3 separate regions of the Homo sapiens genome follow, and regions 1 and 2 are each linked to region 3. The links are chromatin contacts, found by Hi-C or POLR2A ChIA-PET in ENCODE. All regions are on one chromosome and are shown on one strand. Each heading gives the region's core, a stretch centred on a gene start or an enhancer-like site at or near the end of the contact. The rest is flanking DNA. Distances are from core to core; before and after follow the strand shown.

Region 1 (3,943 bases), core at 536-3,035, 1.1 Mb after region 3:
TTCTGCAACACGGGACTGTGTCCTTCCCTGGGGATAAATGCTACCTAGAAGCATGTGCTGCCCTGGCGGTGAGCCACTCCTCAGTACTCTGACTGTCATCACTCTCTCAAGCAGGTTTCTGTCAGTGCCGCCCAGAATCTAGGGAGCTGGAGCCTGTCGGGAGGCTTGGTTTCATACCATTCCTCACCCAGCTCAGAGCAACGCAGGCTACCTGTTCTGGCCATGACTGGATCACAGGTCTCCCAGCTCAGGGCATTTTCACCACAGCAGGCCATCCCAGGGCCACCTTTTACTTAGGAAGTTTCCGAAAATGGGAAATGTCCCTAAGGGAAAGGCATGAGAAGCTGGAGTCGCTGCCTTTCTTTCGGGTGCTTCCCTGGAAAAAAGGTATCCGAGGCTATAGTGTTCGAGAGAGAGAGAGATGGAGACGGGCAGCACCACAGCAACTTTGGCCAGGCTGTTTTCAGCCATTTCAATCCATCCCTTCCATATGGATAGTAAATGAGGTTTTTCTCAAGAGGCCTGTTGGGAACTAAACCCATGAGAAAATGGAATGAGAACTCCTCACTTTAGACTAAGGCTTTAGGTTGACCAAGTACACATTGCATATACATAGCTTGCAGGTCTCAGAAACGTGAGCTAGGTAGCAGTGTTTCCACTGTACACAGGAGCCAGAGGCTCAGTGCGCCTCTGAGTTGCCCAGGGTTACGTATCTTGTAAGAGACAGAGCCCATGCACAAAGATTTGACTGCAAAGCCTGGTTCCCCCACTATTACAACACTGAAAACACTCTGTAAACTATAACTCACCCTGCAAATATTAGTTTTTATGTCAGCCCCCTCTCAAGGGCCTAAGAGGTGTTGAGTTGCCTGGTAATAGATCCGTTTCCACTTATCCAGGAAAGGAATTCCTTGGACAAACCAGCAGCTTTCCTCAGACAACCCTCCCTTTGTGAATCAGGTGTGGGGGGACCCATTGCAGGCTCGTTAACATGTTTGGGGAATGCTCATGGAGCACCAGGTCCCATGCTAAGCATTAGCATTTAATCTTCCAAAAAGTCTGAGATAGGATGATTAGGTTTACAGGTGAGGAAACCTAAACGTCATACAGCTGCTGCAGCCAGCACCTGGCTCTGGGGTGTCTGACTCCCAGGCTCCAGCTGTCAGTTCTTTTACAGTATGCTATTTTGTCTTTGTCCTGCATTTTACAGGGTGGCACATGGAAGAGGCACGGGAGAGCAAATATCCTGCCTTCCAACAGAAGCCTTTCAAGAGGAATGAGGAGGAGGACAAAGCCACTGATTAAATTGATTAGTTAAAATTAAAAATTAAGCCAACTGATGAAGTTAAAATAGGGTGCCTATTGTGGTTGGCATGGCATTTTAAATTAGAATTGAAATGGAAACAGCATCACAGTTTCCCCCACACCTTATCCAGGCAGCCATGTACTATGGGGGTATTTAAACTACCTGCAGGCTGGAGAGGAGGGCGGGGGAGTGCAGGAGGGCTTTTGCAGAAGTCAGGAAACCAGCTCACCTGCAATGCTGAAACAATGAAACCAAGAAGGGAGGGGAGTCAGAAAACTAATAGCACAACCCTAAGCAGTTCCTGGAGTCAAACACCTGTGGTTTTTCATGCACTAAATATAGTGGAAGTTGGGTCATCTTATCCTTAAATAAACACTACAGCTAGCAAAGACTTTTTTGAAAAGAATCTTTACATTGGCTCAGGTAAGCGGGAGCCTGGGAGAAGCAGCGCTTGGGTGGCTGTGAATGGTCTGCGGCAGCCTCTGGTCCTCATATCCCCTGCTATCTCAGGATCCCACACAAAACATTCCTCTGTGGTTTTTTCCCTGCTCTTAAGTCAACTGCATGTACCTTGTTGTCCCTGTGCCCTTCATCCCCTCCCCCTACCGTGAGAGATCAGTTTCCTTGGCCTTCACCTGATCTGACCAGGAACAGCAGGAGAGGTGCTCCCTCTCTCTCTCTAGCTCTGGCAAAAGAGGCAGCTTTTCAGCAGGCTTATTTTCCATCCTACTTTAGATATTACTGAAAGGAAATGAACTCTTCTTTGACTTTGCCTTTTGAATTTTGGATGCTGCTGAATCGGGCACAGTCCCTCCTTTAGGAAACATTAAACCAGAGGCTTGTGGCCAGGTTTCTGGCTTGCTGTTTGAGTGGCAGTTTGGTGCCCAGTAGGGTTCAAGGGATTCAAAGTGAGGAGCCCTTTACAGACAGGCAGTGGGGCAGAAGAGCTGGAGCTTTGGAGCTGGAGACTCCAGCTCAGCATGCTCCTCTGCTCCCCTTGTGATTGCATAAACCGCTCCAAGCCCAGTGCCCTTGTGGGTACAATGCAGGTGATGATGATGCCGGCTTTGGGGCTCCTAAGAATTAGGAAAGCCAGGTATTTTTTTAATAAAGCTCCAAGCCCAGTACCGGGTGCCCGTAGACGGTATCTATTACTTGATATCCTCTGCTCTAGAGGAGTTTACAGTCTGCTTTGGGAGTTAAGAGAAATGTCTTAAGTGGTATTTAAAGCATTAACATATGTGTGCCACAGATTCTTTGGTTCTGCTGGACATCAGGAAGTAAAAACACTGGCTACAATTTATTAAGACCTAAAGAGGCCAGTTAAGGGCATGATACACACTTTCACGATGCTCGTGACAGCCCTGCCAGCTAAGGGCAGTAGTCTCTCTCCCTACTCCACCCACTACTTAACGGAAGAGAAACTAAGGCTCAGAGAGGTTGAGCAACACACCACAGCCTGCACAGCTGCCTGGGCTGGCAGTTTCACACCTGGCGCCAAGACAGTGTGGACCGTGTCCAGCTGCTGGGCTGGGAGCCTAGGGCACTGGCCAGTGCTCTGTCCTGGCCGACTGCCCTGATGCCCATTGGCCTGTGGGTTGCAATATCATCATAATTCCTACTAAGCAACCCATTAGCCTCACTCTTGAGGTATTGCCAACTCACCGAAGTTCCCCAGAACTTCAGACCCACTTCTCCCACTCCTCTGCTGAGGGTAAGCAGAGAATGAAAGGTACTGCTCCGGAGGACTGTGGCAAACTCTATACACTGAAGTCATTTTGTCCTTTCACTGAGCAACTTCCCTGTACCAGGAATTAGAATCTGCACATTGAAAAGGCCCAGAACCCTCCTGCTCTAGTGTGGCAGGCACTTTTGTAAATGTGTGACCTGCTGGTTTTGCTGGGATGTGCACATTTCTAATAATGGTGTTGATCAACAAAGAGGACTTTGCATGGCAGGGGCGTGCCCTCCCTCCAAAGCTGCTGTTTCAGAGGTTCCTCCACCATGCAAGCCCTGGACCTGGGACACACTCACAGTCCCTAACATGGTTGTGTTTTCCTGTGAGACAAGTGCCTCTTCCACCCGAAGAGCATTTAGTGACTTCAAATAGGGTCAGCGGTCCAGGCCTGGTGAAAGAGGGCAGGGAGAGAGACCCTGCTCAGCCACGGGGGATCAGCTCGGGTGAGTCTCTGACCCCACCACGGTGGAAACCAATTAGAGAAATAACTTACTGGGGACATGATGAGGGTTGTTCTGAATCCAGAGGCAGCAATCTTTTTCTGCAAAGGCCTAAATAGTCAATATCATAGGCTTTGCGGGTCTCTGTCACAAATATTCCACCAATGTTGTATCACAGAAGCAGCCATCAATGACACACAAGGCTGTTCCCATAGAACTGTATTTATGGACACTGACATTCGAATTTCATGTCATTTTTACGTAGCATGAAATATTCCTTTGATTTTCCCCAATCATTTAAAATCCAGCCTATTTTGGCTGTTCACAAACCAGCAGCAGGACAGATTTGGCCCACTGGCTGGAGTTTCCAACCCATGAACTAGAGGACAGGGTGCCTCAGGGCAAGACCCTCCCCCTGTTTTTTTCTGCCTTCCTCCCGCCCCCACCATGTTCCTCAGT
Region 2 (3,681 bases), core at 1,065-3,564, 1.8 Mb before region 3:
TAAAGCTTACAAAATAGATCTCAAAGTGCTTCCTCTTCTGTTTTCTGCAAGGACAAAGCTAAGAAGAAGGCACATCAATTCTTTGTGTTTACTTAACAAGATCAAGATTTTTATCTCATTTTGCAATACAGTCCTGAAATTCAACTCCTCAAAAATCTGTCCAAAAGAACATCGTTCCAAAATTTCCATGTTTTAACTACCTTGTCGAAAGTATGGCTCTCACAACAGTTTCAATAGACTTAGTGCCACTGAACTGTACAATGAAAAACACTGGAACACTAAATTTCATGTTATGAATGCTCCAGCATAATTTGATATTTTAGCATTTTGTTTGTTTAAAACAAAAATCGATGGCCCTACACGATGTGTCTTCAGGTGGGGAGAAGGGAAAATAAGGGTAGAGGGTAAAGCCAGACTGCACGTCAGCTTTCACGCTTTCAATTTTGATTTGCTAGGACTTTACCAGATTTTCACCCACACTCGCTAAAGGTCACACTTAAGTCAGTACTTACAAAAAAAGAAAACCTATCTTCTGTGCCTCAAATACTTTAGTTTTCAACTCAGCTGCTATAAATAATCATCTCGATGGTAAACATCCAGAACAGCTGCAAAACCAAACTATTACCTTCTCTTTTATTTTAGTCCCAGGGCTAAAACGAAACAAAAAGAAGGCCAAATATTTATCTAAGTTTTATGACTCAGGTATATCCCTACTGAAGTATATAAAGCCCCTCCTTACCCACACCAAGGATATCCATTATTGGTTAGTACCAAAAGAAAACCAAGGTATGTATTATAGTGCTCCTCAATGCAATATCAAGAATGTTTGCCTTTAGTTACTCAAAATGAAAATTACTCAGCATTTTAGTATAGAGTAGCTTATATCTGTGGGCTATAATTTGAAACCTACATTCTAAAAAAGTAGGTTAGTAGCAGTGGCTGAGAACTGCCAGTTCATACCAGCCTGATGAAAATTTAAGCCTCTCAAAAAGATTTAACTACCACAGTGCCTTTGAGCATTCTCCCTCTCCGCCCTGTCTCCCAACTGTTTAAAGAGCGCCATATTCTTTTACTCATTTAAGGTGCAAAACACGAAAATTAACTTGCCCAACAACGTTCAGATATTCTTTGCAGATTCAAGCCTGTTTCAGGGAGCGTTCTCTGCTTCACCTGTGAGTTAAGCAAGACGGCCGCCATCTGGGTGTTTCTAAGGGAAAACCTTAAAGCAAAAGAACCTTGGCACTAAGATTTCGTATTGATAAAATAGCATGGCAAAAATTTGAAGCTGTCTCCGACGGGGGAACTCTAAAACATTCTACATAGAATGACGAAGCCAGGCCGTTCATTGCACAATGTGGGTGGGCCAGGCGCTGGCACCATGAGAACTACAGGAGGTGGAAGGGAGGACACTACTGAGCTTTCAGGGCGCACGCCCATTCCCCAAGATAGAGGGGTGGGAGCCACGTGCCTAAAAGATTAGGGACTGGTTCCCTTTCTCAAGACGCCGAAGGGGAGACAATGAGGGGAAGGTTGGGTGCTGAGACCCTGCTCTAGGTGACTGGAGTAACGATGTCAATTCCGCCACACTACTGTGCCAGATGTGGCTGGGGAAAGGTGTCTTTAAACACTTCCCCTAAGATATCTAGATGGAGCAGGGTCTCAGTCTATACACAAAGAAGGCGCCACTGCCGCACTGCGCTCTGGTACTGGTAGTCAGATTCCCAAGCAGGTAACGGCCAGGAAACTACAGGGTCCAGAGTCAAAGTAGGCCCCTCTTCTCGGTCTCAGGCTCTTCCAACCTCACACAAAGGACCGCGCCACCACCCCCTCGCCCCGCCCGCCGGGACATGTAGTTCCCGTTTCCCCAGACAAGCCGCAGATGGGGAAGCAGCCAGACTACAGATCCCAGCAGCCTCCGCGCCCGAGCCCCGCACCCTCTGCCTCCATCTTGGCTGCTGTCGGAGCCTCCATTTTCGCTCCCTCCCCCCACTTTAGTCACCACCACCACTACCACCACGCGCAGCCGGCTGGCCTCAACTCCTCGTTTCAGCTCTGCGACCTGACATGAGGCCCAGGCAGTTGAACGGGAGACGTATGAAAAAGCCCAGGGCAGGGAATCGGGGTGCATTCTTCCCCACCTAGAGCTCTACGAGTGCCCACCTTGACTCAGAAGGCTTCTCGTTAGCCTTGGTCTTATTCTCAGCCCTTCCCCTGGGTTTCTGCTACCCCCAGTTGGACCCTGAGGTCGTACTCACCCCAACAGCTCAGCGCCCCCTCTCCAGCGCCGCCATAAGCAGCACGGCCCGGTACGTAGGAATAAATCTCGCTTCTCTCGCGAGAGTTGCGGGCTCCGGGCGCGTGCACGAGAAGGGGCGGAGTGAAGCGTACTCTCAACACGCTTGCGCAGCAGGGCTAAGTGACGCCAAGCAGTTTGCTGCACTTAACCACAACCAACATGGTGGCTGCATTACATTACATTCCTTCTTGGGTGTGCTGCGGGAAGCAATCTCGGTGTTTACTGACTCCTCCTGGACACTAGGGGTGGCGGGTGGCTTTAGGCGTCTCTAGTCTTCGAGCGTTTGAATACGTTTTAGCCCACAATAATGGGGTAAACCTTGAAGGCCAACAATTCTGATGGCATATTCAGGAGTCATAAAAAATGATTTATCTTTTCCCAGCAAAAATCCGGAAGGACCTCACACTCGTTTCTTCTTATAGTGCAAGCATTCTTTCTTACGTCTACTGTTTTAGAGGAATTTCATTAGTATAGAGTCAGCTTTGTAGCAAGGTAATTTAGAAATCTAAATGAGACCTTTGTTTTCCACGAAAAACATTGCAACAGATGCACAAGAGTGAGCAAGGCTGCATAATCACTAAACAAAATGAAACAAATTCAGTCAACTGACCTTTCAAGTTACGAAAGATATTCCTGTTGTGTCAGGTAATCAAAGAGGGTGGATCAGTAATTAAAAGGTTGAAATAAGAGCAAAGAGATGATTCATCCAATGGGGGAAGAAGGAAGGAGAAAAATGGGTAATTATGACCACAGGAAGTTCAATGGATTATCCCCTGCCAGACAGTAGAGCATGCTCCTCTGGTGAGAGGAATGCTTTTCCCAGATTCAATGCTTCTGTTTTCACAGATTCACTGGCTCTCTCACTTGACAGTATTGGATAAATAATGAGCAGCCAGTCTTCTGAGAACTCTCCTACCCACTTTTTGCTTACAACACATTTATTTGACATGTTGTATGTGTAACCACTGGGAAGTATACAGTTGTAAAGAAAATCGGATATAGACTTGTCCTCAAGGAACTTTTAGTCTAGCATCATTGATGATCACAAAAACAAATCTAAACATACACATTGGAATAAGTGCAATGAAGGAAAGACAACCTTCAATTCAACCTCTTGAATTCTAAGAGGAGGCCGTGTCCCATTTCTGTTCAAAAATTTCCTCACCACCTTTGTTGCTGGTGTCCAGTCCCATGTATAACACCTCAAAACTGCCTTTTTGCTCTCTTTGATGCCTTCCCACGCTTTCCTAAGCACAAATATTTGCTTCATTTTCAATGCTTTCATAGCTCACTCTATTGTAATTATTAGTTTTTACTAGGTAGTAATACTCTAGCACAGAGCTTATGAAATTCATCTTTGCATCCCTGGTTGTTGACAGTGCCCG
Region 3 (3,909 bases), core at 340-2,839:
ATAACCATGCCAGAGTGCAGAACAGAGAGTGCCCAGATTTTGAAGCCAGCAAGGCCCAGGGTGAACTCCCAAAGGCCTCCCCACACTAGATCTCCTCAGCTGTGAAGTAGAAATCATAATGCCCACCATAAAAGATTGTTTTCAGGTTTGAATAAAATTGAGAGTCTTTTTACACTGGTTGACATGGAATAGGCTTTCAAAGGTTTTCTCTCTTTTTCTTTTAATGAGTTAGGTCAACATCAAGGTATTCACACTGTCTGAATTAACTGGGTGAGAACTGGGCATGGGGTGAGTTTTTGCTGTTTAAAAGCAAAGAGAGATGGAGGGAGGGAAAAAATTTTATCAGTGATCGCCTAAAAAGATTTTCTATGCTAGCCAGATAATTTTTGAAGGTTTTTTTGTTTTGAAGAATTTTGAATTTTTTTTAAATAAAGATATGAGGGTACCTAATACCTAATCAGCACTACATGTATAGAGTGATCACATATCTAAAAACAGGTCTGATCTCAAATATTCTGTTGCAGTGTTTCTACAAAACATCAACACCTCAATTTTAATAGTTCTTTTTGTATGGCCTGAAGTTGTAACTGGAACCCAAGTTTTATAGATGAAGTATCCTGATTTCTTATTTAGAAAATCTGGTCACCGTTAACTATGGGTTAATGAAAAGGAACTCTCAACCCCCAGCACAAATTCCTCTGCAAATTATTACTCAGGGCCTGAGATTCAGATTGACTGGTACTTTTTTTTTTTACTTAATCTAACACTTGTATGGCCCTGGCTCTGTGCCAGGCACTGTTGCAAGGGCTCTATAAATAGGTACTCACCACTGGGAGCAGTGGCTCATGCCTGTAATCCCAGCACTTTGGGAGGCCAAGGCAGGTGGATCACTTGAGGTCAGGAGTTCCAGACCAGCCTGGCCAACATGGTGAAACCCCGTCTCTACTAAAAATACAAAATTAGCTGGGCGTGGTGGCACTCGCCTGTAATCCCAGTTACATGGGAGGCTGAGGCAGGAGAATCGCTTGAACCCGGGAGGTGGAGGTTGCAGTGGCCAAGACTGTGCCACTGCACTCCAGCCTGGGTGACAGAGCAAGACTCCATCTCAGAAAAAAAAAAAAAAAAAAAAAAAAAATCAGAATCCTAAAAACATATTAAGAAGGTTTTATTTCTAACCTTATTATTTTGCAGGTGAGGAAACTGAGGCACAACAATGTTAAGTAATGAAGCCAGATTTGAACCTGGACAATCTGACTGCAGAATCAGTGCTCTTAACCATTGTTTCTTATTTAGCTTGCTACATGGCATAAGGCTCTTAAAGATAGTGACATGATGCAGGGTTTCTCAGGATACAATCTATAGACAGCATTGGAACAGCAGATGTTGCAAATGAGAAAGTCAAACTGAGTTAAGCACACCTCCAAACCTACAGGTGAGGCACTAAGCTCTGTGGTTTCCAAATCATCGAATGCTAGAGCTGAAGAGGGCCTCAGAGAGCAAGACTCCAGTCAAGGAAGAAAAAGCCAGACCAGAAACAATAAAAAGAAAACGAGCAAACAAAGGAGTCACAAAGAAACAGAACTGTGGCAAATGACGCATTAGACGAAGACCAGCAATTCCACCCACAGAGGAGATACCAGCGGGCCAAGTGTGAGTCAGAAGGGACTGGTGAGGACTTGCGCACCAGTGAGCCTACAGGGAGGGGCCTGCCATGTGGAAACAGGAGCTGTGCCTCAGCTCCTGCCATGTGGAAACAGAGGCCCACCATTGCCAGGTTCCCAATTTTTCAAAAAAAGCCAGATATTCACATTTTGTGTGAAAATTCCTGTTCTTGAAAGTTGGCAACTAATTCAAATCTGAGCTTAGGGGTAACCCCAGCCAGGCTAGCCCTATCAGGACAAGGACAAAGGTGTTCCTGTTTTTGGCTGTATCCCCATATGTCTGGCATATGGACTTTCAATAAATATCTGTTGAATGAATTAACTAAAATGATTAAAATACAACTTAAATGTAGTTCAAAAGATAAGGCTTCCTGACAGAATAGCAAAATTTGACAGTCACCCCAAACCCTGGGCTTTGTGAAATCCCAAATTGCTGTGGAACCTGGCTGAAGAAGGAGGACTTCGTAAGGAGAGATGGAGAAAGAAGTTTAACTGGAGCTTAAAAATAAAATGGCTCAGGAGCCCTCATATACAACCAAAACAGACTCAGTTTTTCAGCCCCACTTTCTGCCTCATCACCAAAGCAAGATGGGAGGACCTGCGGGCTCCACCTTCCCAACTCCACAGCTGTCCCTTTTGAGATGTTCCCTCTCAAGTTTAAGTAGATTTTACCAACTAAGTGTTATAGGATGCAGGGCACCACACCAGATAAACTTGTACCCACTCATGGATGTCAGCCCCAATCAAACTTAACAGCCTCGCTATGGTTTGAGGAGGTTCACTGATGTCATTTCTTTCTTTTCTTTCTTTTTATTTTTCTCTTTCTTTCCCTCTCTCTCTCCCTCCTTCCCTCCCCTTCCTTCCTTCCTTCCTTTTTCTTTTTGGAGACAGGGTCTCATTCTGTCACCCAGGTTGGTGTGCAGTGGTGCAATCGTGGCTCACTGTAGCTTCAACCTCCTGGGCTCAAGTGATCCTTCTGCCTCAGCCTCCCAAGTAGCTAGAACTACAGTTGCATGCCACCACGCCCAGCTAATTTTTATATTTTTTGTAGAAACAAGGTCTCACTATGTTGCTCAGGCTGATCTCAAACTCGTGGGCTCAAGTGATCCTCCTCCCTGGGCCTTCTGAAGTGCTGAGATTACAAGCATGAGCCACCATGCCCAGCCAATGCCATACCTTAGAGACAAGCTAATCACTCTTCCGGGATTTGAAGGAAAGGGTTTTCTTGAGTTTGTTCTTAGAAATAAACAATGTAATTTTAAGATACTTCTCTCTCTCTCTCTAAAATATTTTAAGGCTCACACTGCCTGCAGATTTTAGCAGGTAAAGTAAAAGTTCATTTGACCAAAAAAAAAAAAAAAAGAAAGAAAAAAGAAAAATTCCCTTAAAAGTTTCAGTACCTGAATATATGAATATTGGTATTTCCCTCTGAATATAAGACATCATAATGGTGATTCATTTAAAGCCTCGTGCAAGCCCAGAGATAGCAGGGTCTTGGGGCATTTTTGCTCCCAAGTGAGCAGATGGATTTCTCATCTGGATATGGGTCACTGAGCACAGCCTTGTCCCTCTCACTTCTCTGCGTTTGGTCTTCACATCACGGCACATTTTCAGTTGATGCCTACTTGCAGTATCAGGATGTGTGGCAATCTGGGAAGCAACATCTCTATCTACACACCCATATATGCATTTATAGTATTGAGGAGCGGCCAATCTCCTAAAATGTCTAGGCTAGTAATTGTATCAAATAACCTGTCCTATTAAGGCCATAAATATTCTCATATTAGTCAGTCCCAATTTTGGGGGTAGAAAATGTGCTTACCAGGCATGGAGATAATAAAGAGGAGTAGCACTGTTTGTTTTAACTCAATCAAGTTTCATACAGTTGTGACTCTTGCCTAGCTCTTAGCAAGTCCAATCCAAGGAGCCCTAGGCCAGCTCAGCCTCAGTAATAATATTTAACAGTAGCAGCAGCACGAAGATTCACTGCAGGCTTACTATGTGACAAGCACTTGTTCCAAGAGCTGTTTGTGTATTAACTCATTTAATCCTCAACTCAACTCTGAGGTAGTTCTTATTATTCATTTATTTGTTCATCAAATGTTCATGGAGTCCTGCCTATGTGCCAGACACTGAAATAAGCAGGCAGGATATAGCAATGAACAAAACAGACAAAATCCCAGCCCTCTTGGAGTCTATTTTTCAGTGGAGGGAAGAACATAATAAATGAAAAAGTAAATATCTTTTA

What was found. A loop is a pair of places that touch in the nucleus more often than their neighbours do. ChIA-PET counts read pairs that join two places held with the same protein, here RNA polymerase II (POLR2A). Pooled maps may share reads with other maps.
Region 1: a loop to region 3 is called in a map with no recorded cell type, with 3 times the contacts of the local background. The contact joins two enhancer-like sites. A Hi-C loop is called at or near these places in 1 of 37 single-sample maps with no recorded cell type. POLR2A ChIA-PET finds 5 or more read pairs at or near these places in 2 of 52 experiments (CD4-positive, alpha-beta T cell and activated B cell).
Region 2: a pooled map shows a loop between it and region 3 (6-fold over the local background). The contact joins the promoter of CSDE1 here to the enhancer-like site in region 3. A Hi-C loop is called at or near these places in 3 of 37 single-sample maps with no recorded cell type and 4 of 50 pooled maps.

Annotation. Positions count from the first base shown.
Region 1 is chr1:117,630,829-117,634,771 of GRCh38, forward strand. No RefSeq gene overlaps it. Among named protein-coding and RNA genes, the nearest start is that of TENT5C, 27 kb to the left of the region's middle. RefSeq lists enhancers at 1-30, 31-581. Within about 2 kb of position 1,786, at least 10 of the 41 ENCODE cell types and tissues checked have a DNase peak (open chromatin) inside an H3K27ac peak, as active enhancers do.
Region 2 is chr1:114,755,670-114,759,350 of GRCh38, forward strand. It overlaps CSDE1 (cold shock domain containing E1), which reads right to left and starts at 2,315. Exons shown (of 20, transcript NM_001007553.3): 1 at 2,256-2,315. RefSeq lists enhancers at 1,712-2,031, 1,867-2,860, 2,232-2,521.
Region 3 is chr1:116,555,147-116,559,055 of GRCh38, forward strand. All of the region lies in intron 1 of CD58 (CD58 molecule), which reads right to left. It overlaps LOC105378925 (a long non-coding RNA gene), which reads left to right. Exons shown (of 3, transcript XR_947739.2): 3 at 1-3,909. Among named protein-coding and RNA genes, the nearest start is that of MIR548AC, 3.0 kb to the right of the region's middle. RefSeq lists enhancers at 1,438-1,687, 1,461-1,755, 3,432-3,481. Within about 2 kb of position 1,590, at least 19 of the 41 ENCODE cell types and tissues checked have a DNase peak (open chromatin) inside an H3K27ac peak, as active enhancers do.